Linked DNA regions of Homo sapiens: region 2 is linked to region 1. Evidence: chromatin loops called from intact Hi-C (ENCODE). Cell type or tissue: dorsolateral prefrontal cortex. All regions are shown on one strand.

Evidence for each region. Hi-C counts contacts between places; a loop is a spot of excess contacts. Peaks named below come from ENCODE experiments on the same cell type or tissue, not always from the same donor. Only the 100,000 strongest peaks of a DNase experiment are listed, where the experiment ranks them.
Region 2: a loop joins it to region 1, with 2.7 times the contacts of the local background. A loop is called at or near these places in 4 of 110 quality-filtered maps.

The regions. Positions count from the first base shown.
Region 1 is chr4:17,471,106-17,473,605 of GRCh38, reverse strand. No RefSeq gene overlaps it. Among named protein-coding and RNA genes, the nearest start is that of QDPR, 40 kb to the left of the region's middle. RefSeq lists an enhancer at 2,375-2,500. In dorsolateral prefrontal cortex, a CTCF peak has its summit at 1,078 (motif pointing right); no DNase peak of the experiment used is centred here; H3K27ac peaks cover 1,586 bases.
Region 2 is chr4:16,515,983-16,518,482 of GRCh38, reverse strand. All of the region lies in intron 5 of LDB2 (LIM domain binding 2), which reads left to right. All of the region lies in intron 2 of LOC105374505 (a long non-coding RNA gene), which reads right to left. Among named protein-coding and RNA genes, the nearest start is that of TAPT1-AS1, 290 kb to the right of the region's middle. In dorsolateral prefrontal cortex, a CTCF peak has its summit at 1,494 (motif pointing left); a DNase peak (open chromatin) is centred at 1,492; H3K4me3 peaks cover 275 bases; H3K27ac peaks cover 2,023 bases.

The DNA.
Region 1 (2,500 bases):
ATGTGCAAGCCACTGCGCAAGGCTAATAATTTGGTGATTCTTTGAATAAATATTAAAAATATCTACTGTGCAGAAGTGAATTTTTGGTTAATAAAAATTTCATGCAGAATTCTTTTCTTTCTCTCTTTCTTTCTTTTTCTTTTTTCTTTTGGCAGGCCCTCGTTCTGTCACACAGGCTGGAGTGCAGTGGTGCAATCACAGCTCACTGCAGCCTTGACTTCCAGGCTCAAGTGATCCTCCCACCTCAGTCTCCCAAGTAGCTGGGACTATGGGCACGTGCCACCACACCTGGCTAATTTTTGTATTTTTTGTAGAGACAGAGTCTTATTATGTTGCTCAGGCTGGTCTTGAACCCCTGAGCTCAAGTGATCCTTTTGCCTCAGCCTCCCAAAGGGCTGGGACTATAGGCAGGAGTCACTGCACCCTTCCTTTTTCTTTCTTTTTAAAAATCTGATTTATTTCCATGGGTAGAAGCAGACCCAACATTTTGAAAATATATTTGTACCACGCCCTTTTTTTTATTTTTTTCTTTTTTGAGACAGAGTCTCGCTCTGTCGCCCAGGCTGGAGTGCAGTGGTGCGATCTCGGCTCACTGCAAGCTCCACCTCCCAGGTTCACTCCATTCTCCTGCCTCAGCCTCCTGAGTAGCTGGGACTACAGGCGCCCACCACCACGCCTGGCTAATTTTTTTTGTATTTTTAGTAGAGACGGGGTTTCACCGTGTTAGCCAGGATGGTCTCGATCTCCTGACCTCGTGATCCGCCCACCTCGGCCTCCCAAAGTGCTGGGATTACAGGCGTGAGTCACCGCGCCCTGCCTGTACCACGACTTTTTTTGGTAGTGTTTGTTCCTTAGCTACTTTCGCTCTCTGATCTTCTAAACCAGACTCCTTCGGAGGTGCATGAAAGGGCTTGCAATTTAGGTAGTTAACAGCTGGTAAGCAGCAAAGATGCAAACATGATCTGAATCAGCATCTTAGCTGATGGTGATAGTGGGCTTTCAGCTGCCAGTGAATCCAAGTGTATAAAAGAAAAAAAAAAACTCAGATGAGAGAAGTTTTCAAAATGTCCACTGGGTGGAGCTGTCAGTTTAGCTGGAAGCATGTTTGGCTTACTTAGCTACAAGTTACACCAGTGATGTTTCAGTGACTCTTAAAATTGGTGCCCAAACCCTTTCCTACTTCCTTCAAACCCAGATCATAATTACAACTAAATAACATTGGTGGGATTATTGTCAGTTTCACTCACAAGACTGTAAAGTTCATGGAAACCCTGAAGGTCAGGATTCCCAGAGATGCCGCTTTGGTCTTCTTCCTCTAAATTTAGTTGGTTATCAAAGGAATAATTTAGGGAGGTTATTAAAAATGGATTCCTGGAAACTTTCCCAATCCTGATTTAGTAGTAGTGGGGTGGAGCCATGTGTTAGTTATCTATTGGTGTGTAAACAAATCACCCCAAAACTTAGAAGCTTAAAAGAATAGTACTTATTATCTTTCACAGTTTCTGTGGGTCAGGAATTTAGGAGTGACTTATTTTGGGGTTATGGCTCAGGGTCTCCTGTGAGGCTGCTGTCAGATGTCAGCTGGGGCTGCCTTCATCTGAAGGCTCGACTGGAGCTGAGGGATCCACTTCTGAGGGTGCTGGCAAGCTGGATCCAGGAACAGTATAGGACAGGGAGGATGTGCTGGACTGGCTCAGATATATCCAGATGTAGGTGCTGTCTGGGCATGGCAGATTATTAAATGTTGGTTCTTTGGCTGGGTGCACCCTGTTGCATCCTCTGACCACAGCAACCCTGAAGCATACAGTCTTCTTCCCCAGCAGGTCTCCTCAGCCTCTAGGCTTCCATGGTCCCCTCAGCCTCTAGGCTTCCATGGTCCCCCATCCCTGCAGGGTCACTTTGTCTTTCCAGGCTAACTCCTGGGAAGTGTTCCTTTCAACATGGCTTGAGGTTGGCTCCTTCCCATATGGCCCACATCTAGCCTTGGGAAAACATGAGCATTTGCCCTCCTTCTTCACTCCCCAGAGAGGGGCAGGGAGAGGAGAAATGGTGCAAGATTCCAACAGCTCTCTGGAGACATTGTCTCTCTACCTCTTCCACCTCTCCAGCATCAAAGGCTGGTGGTGGGTATGCGTGGGATCTGACAATGGCTTCCTAGTCTCTTGATGGGTCCTGCACCAGTGACCTAACACTTTGCCTAGGAATGTGGGGACTTGGTACCTGTTGTGTTCTTGGCCTTTGCACATTAATGAAAACCTGATACAGCAAGTCCTTTTCAAGATCCTGTTCCATTTCTCCATACGCCAACTTTAAAGCCTTCCTAAGCATCCGACTCCAGCACCCGGGAGCTTCTTGACCTTCTCCACTTGAGTATCGCAGAGTTAAGTTGAACATGGTGCATCAGAGCTCAGTATCCATCCTGGGAGCCACATTCTCCTCCTCCCTTTCTGTCTTGAGTGGAGACACGGGGGTCAGAAACCACGTTATCCACAACCACTCT
Region 2 (2,500 bases), 960 kb after region 1:
ACACAAGCAAAGGTCTGAGCAACGCGTTGACCTAGCAACTCTGAAGAGACCTACATACAAAGAGTAGAGGGTTCAAGGCCATAGGATGTCACACAAAAAACATGGAATTAAAATGTTGATGGTAGACAGAGCCTAGATTGGGAGATAATCAAATACTGCTTTGTAGTTCACAGCCAACTCTGACAAGCACCACCTGTTCCTGAGATTCGGGCAATGAGATGCCCCAGAAGAATGGGTATGAGTGTGTAGTGAAAAGAATCAAATTTCTCCAGGAGAACTGTCAGATGAAAAGCAAAACAAGAGCAAAACACTGCACTGTCTACATTTGTTAGGTCCTCTGTTAATATGAAAAGGCAGGAATCCTGGGACTGAACTAAGAGCTTCCTGCCTGGCCAGGACATACATATGCATTGTGCAAAGCATTTTGCATGCAGGAGACAATCATTTATTCATCAAATGAACAAATTCATCACTTCAGAGCACACAGGACCATGCCTGATTTGTCTGTCATTAACAAATGACTCCTTGCTATAAATCTGGCCAAGCTATCTATTATCCATCCATCCATCCATCCATCCATCCATCCATCCATCCATCCATCCACTCATTCATCAAGTTCCTGTTGTGATTACAAAATTTCATACCAAAGGGTCAGTGTTGGGGCCAGAATCTCCAGAAAAAAGAGGTCAGAAGCATAGGAGAGCAAGCTCAACCTAAAACATTCACTAAATCTGCAAAAAGGTGTCCTTGGAACTTTGCCAGGATGAACAATGGCTTTCTTAGGGATCCTATCTGGACTTGACAGGGACACCATGTTTATGGGTTTTATATTCAAAGAGGGATCTCGGGCCTTGCTGATCCCTTCCCTTTCCACAGCGTCCTGGGATTCCTCATGGTATTCTTCACTCCGGTACTACCCCAGGAAGAGACCAAACAAAAGTGCAAGCCTGCATGCAGGCTGCTGCAGATGTTGCAGACATGTTGTCTTTGGCCTTTCTTTTTAGGCAAAGGGAAAAAGTCCAGTGGGCACTTTGTAGCTGTCCTGACTGTGCAGATTAGTTTTTTTCAACATCAAAGGACCATGTGTTATTATGCTCAGTTCTATAATGTGCATTTGACTGGTGTTTTTTTTATGTGTATGTGGAGTGGGGTAATGAGGAAAAGGCATATATCTTGTAACCTGGCTCATACTTATTACAAACAGGGGACTCTTCCTAGAGTCGATGGATGGGGCTATAGAGGATTCAACAACCACCAGAAATTTTGTACAAAATTTGAAAGACAGGCTGTATAGCCTTCACCAGATTCTCTTGAGGGTCTCAGACCTCAGGGAGGGTAGGAATGGCAGCTCCCAACGGATTTGACTAGCAACTAAGGGAACCCACTCCCCAAACCTGCTTCCTGATTTCATTTCATAATGCCCTAGGCCTTTGCTGTTGCCAAGATGCACTGGCTTACTGCCAAAGAAGACAGGCTCTTATCTGAGTTAGTTCTGCCACCTACAGCACAGAGCCCAGCAAAGCCATTGCATCTTTGCAGCAGAGAAGAAGCCTCATTTGCATACATGAATAAGGGGAGGGCTGCCTCTCCAGCCCCGGACTCTCCACTGGAAGAAAAATGACTTTGGGGATTCTCGATTAGCATTCAGAGATGCAAGCTCCTTTGGGGTGGGTTACAGCGATGGGAAGATATTTTTACATTAAAGGGAAAGGGATAAATTTTGAGGATTAGCACCTGAAAAAGAAATGTTGCTGAAAACCCAGAGAGGAAAGTCACTGCAAAAAAGGAAAAGACAATGAGCTCATGGGTCCTCACAATAAGTGTAACTCTCCCATTTTATAGCATGCCCAATGCTGATAGTCCTTTCTAGGTCCAAACAGGTCACCCCCACCGTCTACCTTGTCGTACAATGAAAAATACTTGCTTTGGAAGAATGTGATTTCCTAAGACAGGATAGTTTTGTTAATATACTTAAAGCATTTTTAAGGATTCCCTCTAAGGGCAGAGATTGTGTTATTCTCATTTTTGTGTCCCCAGCACCGAGCAGAATGCTTGATACTTAGGAGGAAGCTCAATAAATGTTTGTTTGTTGATGTAAAGTAATAGAAATGTAGTTTGTATTGCAACCTATGCATGCTTGCTAATATATAATTAATAATATCTACAGATTATTAAATAGTCATGCATTAGACATATTAACTCAAATTCTCACAACAGTATATAAGATGGGTATTGTTTTGCAGGTGAAACTGAAACCCAGTGTTTTTAAATAACTTACCCAAGGATGCATATCTAGTGAGAGTCAAAATCCATACCTAGGCTGGGCGTGGTGGCTCACGCCTGTAATCCCAGCACTTTGGGAGGTCGAGGTGGGCAGATCATGAGGTCAGGAGATTGAGACCATCCTGGACACACGGTGAAATCCCGTCTCTACTAAAAAAAATACAAAAAATTAGCTGGGCGTGGTGGCGGGCGCCTGTAGTCTCAGCTACTCAGGAGG